2 separate regions of the Homo sapiens genome follow, and region 2 is linked to region 1. A link is a loop called in an ENCODE intact Hi-C map of the cell type or tissue named here. Cell type or tissue: mammary epithelial cell. All regions are shown on one strand.

The links. A loop is a pair of places that touch in the nucleus more often than their neighbours do. Peaks named below come from ENCODE experiments on the same cell type or tissue, not always from the same donor. Only the 100,000 strongest peaks of a DNase experiment are listed, where the experiment ranks them.
Region 2: it touches region 1 in a loop (25-fold over the local background); 13 of 110 quality-filtered maps call a loop at or near these places.

The regions. Positions count from the first base shown.
Region 1 is chr15:79,182,264-79,187,263 of GRCh38, forward strand. No RefSeq gene overlaps it. Among named protein-coding and RNA genes, the nearest start is that of MIR184, 25 kb to the right of the region's middle. In mammary epithelial cell, CTCF peaks have their summits at 2,308 (motif pointing left) and 3,093 (motif pointing right); no DNase peak of the experiment used is centred here.
Region 2 is chr15:78,753,979-78,758,978 of GRCh38, forward strand. LOC112268143 (a long non-coding RNA gene) reads right to left here and starts at 3,767. Exons shown (of 2, transcript XR_002957697.1): 1 at 3,670-3,767; 2 at 1,986-2,504. RefSeq lists enhancers at 2,344-3,148, 2,824-3,033, 3,149-3,953. In mammary epithelial cell, a CTCF peak has its summit at 2,424 (motif pointing right); a DNase peak (open chromatin) is centred at 2,962.

The sequences.
Region 1 (5,000 bases):
GGCAACTCTCTCATTGCTCGCTCACGTGGTATTGTGTGTATTCGTTTCTGCCTTCCCCAAGGGCAAGAACTTTACCTGGTGAATCTCTTTAGCTGTACCCAGCTTGGGGGCTGGCCTTGAACACACACATTTAAGAATGTGGGAGTCTTGGGGGAGAGAGCCCCATGGGTAAATGATGACAATCCTTGGTGCCCATGGCATCCGCACTGTGCACACTGCCTCCCTTCAGCCTCCGCCCCTCTGACTTCCGGGAATCTTCATGTAATTTTTCTTTGCTTTTCTTTTTCCCTCCCTCCCTCCCTCGCTCCCTCCATTCCTTCCTTCCTTCCTTCCTCCCTTCCTCCCTCCCTCCTTCCCTCCCTCCCTTCCTCTTTCTGTCTTTTCTTCCTTCCTTCCTTTCTTTCTCTTTCTTTCTTTCTTTCTTCCTTCCTTCCTTTCTTTCTCTTTCTTTCTTTCTTTCTTCCTTCCTTCCTTTCTTTCTCTTTCTTTCTTTCTTTCTTTCTTTCTTTCTTTCTTTCTTTTCCTCCCTCCCTCCCCTTCCTTCCTTTCTCTTTCTTTCTTCCCTTTCTTTCTCTCTTTCTTTTCTTTCTTTCTTTCTTTTTCTCCCTCCCTCCCTTCCTCCCTCTTCCTTTCTTTCCTTCCTTCCTTCCTTTCTCTCTCTCTCTTTCTTTCTTTTCTTTCTTTCCTTCCTTCTTTTTCAGAGACAAGGTCTTGCTCTGTTGTCCAGGCTGGAGTGCAGTAGCATGATTATAGCTCACTGCTACCTCAAATTCCTGGGCTCAGGTGATCCACCCACTTCAGCTTCCCGAGTGGCTGAGACTACAGGTGTAGGCCACCATGCCAGGATATTCTTCAAAAATTTTTTTGTAGAGATGGGGTCTCACTATGTTGCCCAGGCTGGTCTCAAGCTCCTGGGCTCAAGCAATCCTCCCACCTCATCTCCCAAAGTACTGGGATTGAAGGTGTAAGCCGCAATTCCCAGACTTTGTGTAATTTTTTTCTTCTCTCCTTGCTCTCTGGAAAAGATCAGATACTCACTCGCTCTGGGATTCAAATGTCTAATTTTAGATTAAAATATGTGGCTTCCCAGAGGTTTTAGTTTTACCATGGGAAAAGTCTTCAGCCCCAAATATTGACACTCTTAGTGGTGAGCTTGCAGACATGGTGAATTGGGGAGGGGTTTGGGTCCCAGGCAGCCTCCTGCCTAATCCAGGTGTCAGGCTTCCTGGGGTCTGTGGAAGGTTGACTGGTGTCAAGGAGATCAGGCTGGGGATGTCCAGGGAGTCTATAGTGGGAAAGAGGGAGGGAGGAGCTGAGTATGAATGAAGGGATGGAGATGTGTACCCAAGAGACAGAGGCAGTGAGTGGACCACAAGGAGAGGCCTGGGTCAGGGGTGCTCTGGGGGTACCCATAGTTTTCCTGCTTATTTCTAGATTCCCCTGGAGAGACTGGAAGACCAAGATAATCTTATCTGTGAGAAAATCTGGTTCATTTTTCTCTCTTAAACAGATCATTTGAGCCTCAGTTTTCTCATCTGTAAAATGGGGAGGTAATCCTTACACACAGTGACAAAGTTGGGAGAGGCAGATTAAATAACAGATGTGACTGCACTGAACATACACAGGGCTAATCCCTGGTGCAACGTAGGTGCTCCATTATTGTGCATGGCTGACGCTGTGAAGGAGCCCGCATCTGAAGTCAGATGTGCTTGAATCCCAGCTGGGCTTGAATCCCAGCTCTGCCCTCCTGGCTGGGGGTCTCTCCAGCCTCTCTCCTCTTATCAGCACCATGTGCCTTTGCCAGTTTGGAAACACTTGAGTGTTTGAAGCCACAAAGATACCTAGAGTAGAGTTGTGTGGAATTCCTGATCAGGGATTTTCAAAGTATTTTAGGCACATAACCCTTTGTTTGAATGAAATTATACATTGAAGCTTAGTGTGTCAAACAGGTAAAATGGGGCTGGGCTCGTGGCAGCACAGAGTGAGGGGCTCAGAGGCTCTGCTCACTCGGAGGCCTGAAGACAGCCTCTGTGTCTTCCCCAAGAAACCTCCCCAAGCAACTTCCGCTACACCCAAAGTTCCATTGTTGGAAACTGATTCTAGTCTAAATGCCTTACTTGTGGTTGGACAAGGGAAACAGGATCATGGACAAGGAAGATAATTGTCCAGGATAACTCAAGAAGTCCTTTGCTTTCTCTTGGACTCAGTTTCCCCATCTGTAATCAGGAGACGAACTGAGATCTCCCCTATTTTCAAGTGCTTTCTGGCTGTAACTCCAGTCTAATGCATGATGCAAGCGCCACCTGGTGGTGAGAAAGGGCCCTGGCAGCTGGAGAGAAACCCTGCTATTATTTCTCCAGGTTTAGGCAAATGTGAGCTTTTACGCAAATGATCCCACCTTCGGCCAGAGTGCTGCCTGTCAGGATTATAGGGCTTTCAGGCTCCTTCTCCTATTCCTCATGCTCTCACACTGAAAGGAGCATCAAGAAGCCCAAGAGAGGTATCAGAGGCAGCTTGAAAATATTCCCCTGGCTCTGCCACTAACTCCTGTGTGATCTTGGCCATCCAAGTCCTTTCCCCTCTCTGGGCCTCAGCTCCTACATCTGCAACCTGAGGGGGTTAGGTGAATCCAGGGTTCTTAACTTGAGATCTATGGATCCATGGCTGGGAATTCTGTGAAACACTTGAAATTTTAAGAATTTTGTGTGTGTGTGTGTTTGTACAAGGTATAATTATGCAGTTCTGGAGGGGAAGAGTGGAGCTTTAATTGCCTTCTTAGAGAGGGCTGTTCCTCTGAAAGCGTTCTCTGGTCTAGATGAGCTCTGAGGGCAACCAGGGCCCAGGAATTCTAGGAGCTTCCCCTTTGGAATGCTTGTTCACTCAGACAACCCGGAGGATTTACATTTGGCAGATGCATCCAGCTCGACAGTGGCGTGGAGACGTGCTAAGAGGGCCGGAGGAAAATGAAAAGCAAAAGCTCTCCAGGTACATGCATTCGACGGCCAAGGAGATGCTCCTCAGTCCCCAGCAGCCCTGAGTCAGGTAGGGACCAGAAGCTGGTAGCTGAGCCCTGGAACTCTGCAAACCTCCACCAGCTGAGGGCGCTGTCTGGGCCGGCCTTCCTTGCTTGCTTGCTTGCTTGCTTGCTTGCTTGCTTGCTTGCTTCCTTCCTTCCTTCCTTCCTTCCTTCTTCCTTCCTTCCTTCCTTCCTTCCTCTCTCTCTCCTTCTCTCTCTCTTTCTTTCTCTCTCTCCCTCTTTCTCTCCTTCTTTCTCTCCTTCCCTCCCTACCTGTTTCTCTCTTTCTTCTTTCTTTCTTTCGACAGGGCCTTGCTCTGTCGCCTAGGCTGGAGTATAGGGGCATGACCATGGCTCACTGCAGCCTCCACCTCCCAGGCTCAAATGATCCTCCCACTTCAGCCTCCCAAGTAGCTGGGACTACAGGCGTGTACCATCATGCCCAGCTAATTTTTTAATTTTTTTTTTTTTGTAGAGACAGCGGTCTCCCTATGTTGCCCAGGCTGGCCTCGAACTCCTGGGCTTCAGTGATCCCCCTGCCTTGGCCTTCCGAAACACTGGAATTACAAGTGTGAGCCACTGAGCCCAGTCTGCCTGGGCTTTCTTGCCTGGATAGGCTCACCGTGGTCCCTGGGGAACTTCAAAGACAGGAAGAACAACTGGCAGAACTGGGAGGACGCTAGTCCCCATGATGCGGCCTCTTCTAGGCCACAGAGATGGTCTTGTTGTCCCACCCTCACTCTTAAAGCCCCATTTGCTTTCGGAACCACTGCTTTCTGCAAAGCATCAAGCAGTAGGTGAAGGAGGAGGAGAAAGGCATTAGCCCTTGGGTCTCTAATCTGTGCCAGGTACTGTGCTAAGTATTTTACCATAACGAGTTCATCTGATCCTCACAATAACCCTGGGAAGTTGGATTACTCCCATTAGATATTTGCAGACTTTGAGGCTCAGAGACATTTACTGACTTGCCCCAAATCATAAAACCTGTAGATGGCTGGGCTGGGTTTTAATCATGTCTTGCAGCATGTGCAGGATTTGGAGAGGTTTCCCAAAAGTGGCTCTCAGGGCTTCAGGAGGCCTTCACACCTCAGACCTGGGCTGGAGGCACGGTAGCTCTCGGATGCTGATGCTGCTTCCAAGCAGGCAGATTTAGCGATTGCCCCAGCGATTGCCCCAGCGATTGCCCCAGCTGGCCTTCAGACTCGGTTTGGAGGTCTGAAGACAGCCTCTTTGTCTTCCCCCAAGAAACCTCCATTTGCCCCCCATCAGCTAAAATTGCCCATTTCTTCTTTATTTTTGCTATTTGGATTTCTCTTTTCCTGGGGTGGTGATGGTGACCCAGAATCTGACCCTGACACTCCCTGGACCACACCCTGCTCTGCTCTGTTGCTGGGCTTGGGAATCACCCATGCGGAAGTCCACACCTCCCCTCCAGGGCCTTCAGACTGACAGTTTTCAGGGACCCCTCCCTACACGGTACAACAGGATCACACCTGCCTGAGAGCTGGAGTTTGCACAAGCCTGGTGCCTGCCCTCCCTGTGCTCCGGGCCCACCGGCCATGGCAGCTGAGGGGAGACTGGCTGCCGCCACTCACCTGGCTTGACCTCCCTGCCAGCCTTCGCACTTGGGGCTTCCCTGGGCATTTGGGAAACCATCGAGCTTTTGGATGTCATGCTTCTTTTTGCACATGGGACCTGAGGGAGCCAGGGCCCTGGACATGCCCCGCATTTCTGTCTAGAAGAGAGTCTCCCAATCCCCTTACCACCACTTCAACAAGCATTGTGACTGGGTCTGATACTACCTGTCCCTGCCCTCCGCCTCCCCTCCCCTAGTCACTGCTGCCACCAAATCATCTTATGTCCATATTGGACTATGAAGACAGTCCATTACGATGAAGTTGATTCATTCACATGTTCCACATATATTCACTGAGCACCGACTGTATGCCAGTATGTCCTCTGCTCAGGATACATTCTTGTTCTG
Region 2 (5,000 bases), 430 kb before region 1:
CCCAGACACCCACCCTCACTTCTCATGGCCAGCCTGTGTTTGCAGATCACTGGGCTGCTCTGTCCCCAGCTTGCCCCATGCCTGACATGGCTCCATGAGATTCTGTGGAATGCCCTTCTTGACTCGTGGAAATCATTCACCAAGTACGATGGGATGGGATTCCAAGTAAACAGTGGACCGTCATATTGCAAAGCAGGCCCACGCCTGGGCTGGCCTTGGTTGAGGGGATGGAGGAATGTTTTCGGGGGTGCTTTGCAGGGCAGTGGTGCAGCCGCAGTGTGAACGGTCTTGGACAGCTGAAAACCATGGCCTCCTTGGGGATGGCCAGTGCTCCTGGTGTCTCCTCCACCTGCCTGGGTTGTGCAGGAGGCCAGCTGCCAGTGCCTGGGGCTGGGAAACTTTTTTGCTTGGGGCAGGCTTGGGCGAGCTCTCCCAGATGTGTGCCCACCCCACCACTGCCTGGAAGCATCCTTGTTCTCTGCCAGGATGCAGGGTCACTGTTGCCTCTGACACAGCAGTTTCTGGGAACTCAGAGGACTGCCTTTCTGAAGGCTGGGGAGAGGCTTTGAGCAAGGAGCTTGTTTTTGCTTAATCCCTCTAGACCATCCCTGATGCGTAGATGTGAGAGGATGTTTTCTGGCACAGTGTTATGAAAATACAGGAGAAACAGTCTCAGTGGAATGTTTCATATTACCCGAAAAAAACTGGAAACCATCCTCTGTTGATACGAACACACTGAGACTAAGAATTGAAGTAATGCAGTTTTAAGAAGTACTTTTTTCCTATTATTTTTTGCTGTCAACTTTCTAGCAATGCCACGGCAAAGTTGGTGTTTCAGCACATGCTAGAGTGAGCTCCGGCTTCGTGTCTTTAGCGGAGTTGGTTAATGTTTCACTGGGTAGACGGAGCTGGCCTCTATATTTAGCCAGAAGCCTTTGCCTCTTTTCAGGCATCAAAAATGGGTGTTGTCATTGTCTTTGAGAACAGCAATTTGAGGTCTGACTCCTTCAGTTGTCCTGTGAGCTGGGCGTTGCAGTCCGCTCGAATCAAGTGTTGGAAACCCCCCACCCCACCCCTCAGCCCATCGTGAAACGACAGCTGTCAGCCTGGGGGGTGGCTGCTGAGGAGGTGCAGCAGGAATGGGGCTGGGCCCGTGGGCCAGCACCAGCTGCCCTTAGGTTTTACTTTCCAAGCCAATGGCCCCTGGAACATGCCAGCACACACTGCCATGTCCTGGGGCTAAGAGCTGCCTTTAGGGACAGGCTCGTGTTGTCCAGTTTGCCCTGAGAGATGCACCTGACCAGGGGCCCGTCGTGGCTGCAACCCACGGTGGTATGTTAGTGTTTCCAGGCAGTTGTCAGCAGCTGCCGGGTAGTGTGTGTGTGCGACAGCAGGAGAGTTCCTGGAGGAAAGGGACTGGGGACACTTTCTCAGAGGTTCTCCTGCCTGGAATCAAGTGATGCGTGTCCAGAAGGCAAGAGAGGGCGGCTCCGCCTGGTTAAAGTTTGGGAACGGGACGGAGCCAACTCCTCCTTCCAGGACTGTGGGCCCCACTCTTTTGCGCTAACACTTCCCCTCCCTCGGGTCACTGAGGAAAGAGCTGCTCTGTCCCCTCCAGTGCCCTGAAGGTCCCTGGCCTCCACTGGCTGCCATGGCAGGGGGCCCTTCTGACAGGGGCTGCCCCAAGCTGCTGTTCCTCCTCTGAACCTTCACCCCAACACCCAGCCCGTGGCCCCTGCAAGGGGGACCCTGCCAGCTGGGAAACCCAAAGGCCTGTCCAAATGCGCGCACCAGGACCGAGGGGAGCTCCCTCCCCACATCTGCTGCGAATTGCCAGCTTTTAAATGGATGGGGTTTTTTATGGGTTGAACCTCTGTTAATACTTTTGTACACTCTCACTACAGTTTATATTTTTATAGGCTATTTTCTCAAGGTGTTTCTAGATTCCACATATCTATTTTATATAACAAGTTCTTATGTTATGTGTGTGACTCCCTTGTGTGTATCTGTGCCAGCCTCAGCCTCCGAGTTGCTTTTCCCTCTGGCCCTGACTCTCACTGACTCACCGATGTGATGTGCAGGCCCACTTCTTACCCCAGATAGCCTCGGGTGCTGCCTGTAGTCATGCTGACAGCTGTACAGTAGCCGCCAAGACTGCTGACGGCTGGAGACGGTTCTGGTTTCAACAACTACGGTATATTGATATCGGAAGTATTCTAGACAGATCCTCAGTTGGGTTTTCTAGCTACATGTTTGTATTGCACAGATCCCCACCTGCCATCCTATAGTGTTGTCTTCCTGTGTGTTCCGGGGCTTCTGGGCAGCTGGGCCTGCCCGGGGAAGTCCTTGCAGGTGGGAGGCCATACAGAGACCCAGTGTGTGCCACTGAGCGTCCCACCGCTGCTGGGCAACTGGAGGACTGCAGGGGGCGCCAGGTGACTCTCTCCTTTTATATCACAGCAGCTCCTGTGCTGACCTTCAAGTTATGTTTTGGAACTGTAATACTAAAGGAAGAAATAAACTACTAATTTGTATAATATTCTGCATTGAAATTCAGTTATAGTCACTAGTGATGGGGCTCACCCCAAGGGCTTGGAGGGTGGGGCAGGGCTTATTGGTGTTGCGGGGGGCGAGGAGGGGCTCTCCAACCTTCCAGCCTGGCGTTTCTGGGTGTCTCTGCCCTTGGCTCACCCTGGGGCGGGTGCATCAGGATGCCTTTGCCAGCAGGGGCAGCCTTGGGAGGCCCCAAGAACCATGGCCAAGCTGCAGGTGTGGGCTGGGGGCACCGAGGTGGGAAAGCCGGAAGCTGGAGACTCCCTGTGTCCGGATAACCCCCCGCCCAGCCACAAAGAACAGGCATGCCTCCTTCCGCCAGCTGTGCCATGCCCTGCCTGAGTCACAGGCTTGTTTGTCTCCCGTCTTGGCTGACAGCTCAGGCCCAGCTGCCACTGGGGACACCCCCAGTCATCAGTGGAAAACACCCAAGAATGATGAAGACCAAAGGGGTTCCCATAGGGGTGTTTCGGGGTGGCTCCATCAAGGATTCCCAGACAGGGCAGGCCAAGGCCTGGCAGGCTTTTCTCTTCTGGGGACGTGGATTCAGCGAGGCTGGGGGTTCCTGGAGTCACGCAGCAGAGCGGCGGCGGCAGAGCTGGGACAGGGACTGGTTCGGTGTGTGGGTCAGGAGCAAGTCGACAGGCCCTGCTCCCCACCCCTTGGAAGGGAGTGCCACCAGGGGCCGTTCTGACTAAGGCCTGGGAAGCCGTGACTCAGAGCGTGGGTCCCCAGGGTCTCTTTGGGCCAGCCGGGCTGCTGCAGACAGACAGGAAGCACGCCTGACGCTCCTCCACCCTCGGGCAGCACAGCGGGGCTGGGACTCACGCTAGCTTGCCCAGCAACTTGCTTTCCTGCGTGAACTCTGGCAGGCTGCCCTCTCTGTGCAAAGCCACCACTGGGACCTGCTTGGGGCCCTCTCCCTCTTCCACCTGCTCAGGGTAGCCTGGAGCTTGGAGGTGGGCAGTCGGAGCCTAGGATGGGCCTGTGTCACCAGGGCATGTGCCCTTGGGCCAGGTACTTCCTCTCAGAGCCTTGAGTTCCTCCTCTGAGGATCGGGCTTGTTGGTGTGAAATGAGGTGAGCATGTTGAATTGGGGAGCAGCAGGACACGCACCTGCAGGCAGCTGCCGTGGCCATGCTCCCTCCCTCCCTTCCAAGTCCTGGGACAGACGCTCATCGCCGAGGGGTTCAGCCTCTGATACTGTTTCTTGGTCTCAGCCCCTAAGGAGTAATTTTATTTTATTTTTTTTGTGTGAGATGGAGTCTCGCTCTGTCGCCCAGGCTGGTGTGTAAAGGTGCGAACTCAGTTCACTGCAACCTCCGCCTCCCAGGTTCAAGCGATTCTCCTTCCTCAGCCTCCCAAGTAGCTGGGATTACAGGTCCCCATCACCGCACCTGGCTAATTTTTGTATTTTTAGCAGAAATGGGGTTTTGCCACATTGGCCAGGCTGGTTTCAAACTCCTGACCTCAGGTGATCCGCCCGCCTCAGCCTCCCAAAGTGCTGGGATTACAGGTGTGAGCCACCGCGCCCAGCCAGGAGTGATTTTCAGTGGTGTCCCCTCCATCCCCAGCATATACCCAGCCCTGAGTGGCTGCGGCTGCCACATGCAGGCTCCAGGGCTACATTCACCTTTCGTCCAGGGTTGTCATACGCTGGAGAGTAGAATGTGAGAGGTGACCCCTGTAGGCTGCAGGGCGAGCTCTCTGAACCTTAGTGTCCCCCACCTGGAGAAGGGGCGTAACACCTTCCAGGGGGAGGGCTGAGGAAGAAATTGTCAACGGCTGAGTCTAAGGCTCACAGCCAGAGGCCAGGGTTGGATCCAGGGCTGGGCCTGGGCCTGGGGGGACAGTGTCCGCCCCTTCCCCAGCCTCCCGCCCCTGGTCAGGCCAGGACCCTCTTCAAAGCACCTTCATGCCCATCTGTTCCCTGCTGTGGGCACTACTGTCTGGCTCCATGGGACTAGATTTTATGGGAGGGGAAGGGGCTGTGGGTAGGCAGGTGCCAGGTGCTGGACCATAGATCAGCGTGGTAGGAACCTGTAGCTGGGGCTGGTGGTGGGAAAGGGGCCAACCTGAGGCAGTGACAATTAGCCCAGCCCTATCTCTGGGCACAGAGATGAAGGGACACGTGGGGACACAGTAGGGCACAGCTGGCCAGCCTGCTCTTCCCCTCTCTGCCTGCTTTTTGCAGAAGAGTCAACAGATAGAACAGACAGGGCCAGGGAGGTCCCCATGGGGGCCCCAGTCCCCACCACTCCAGGGGGCAGTCCCTGCAAGTGACATGGTGGGCTCAATCCCTGTGGAACAGGTCTCTGAGGACCACAGAGTGGGGCCCCAGGGAAGGCTGGGAGCCTGAGCTGAAGGCAGGCAGCAAGTAAGGGCCAAGCCGTGCCCCTGCCCGGAAGACCTTCCTGCCCCCAGAACCCCACCCTCTGCAGACAGCC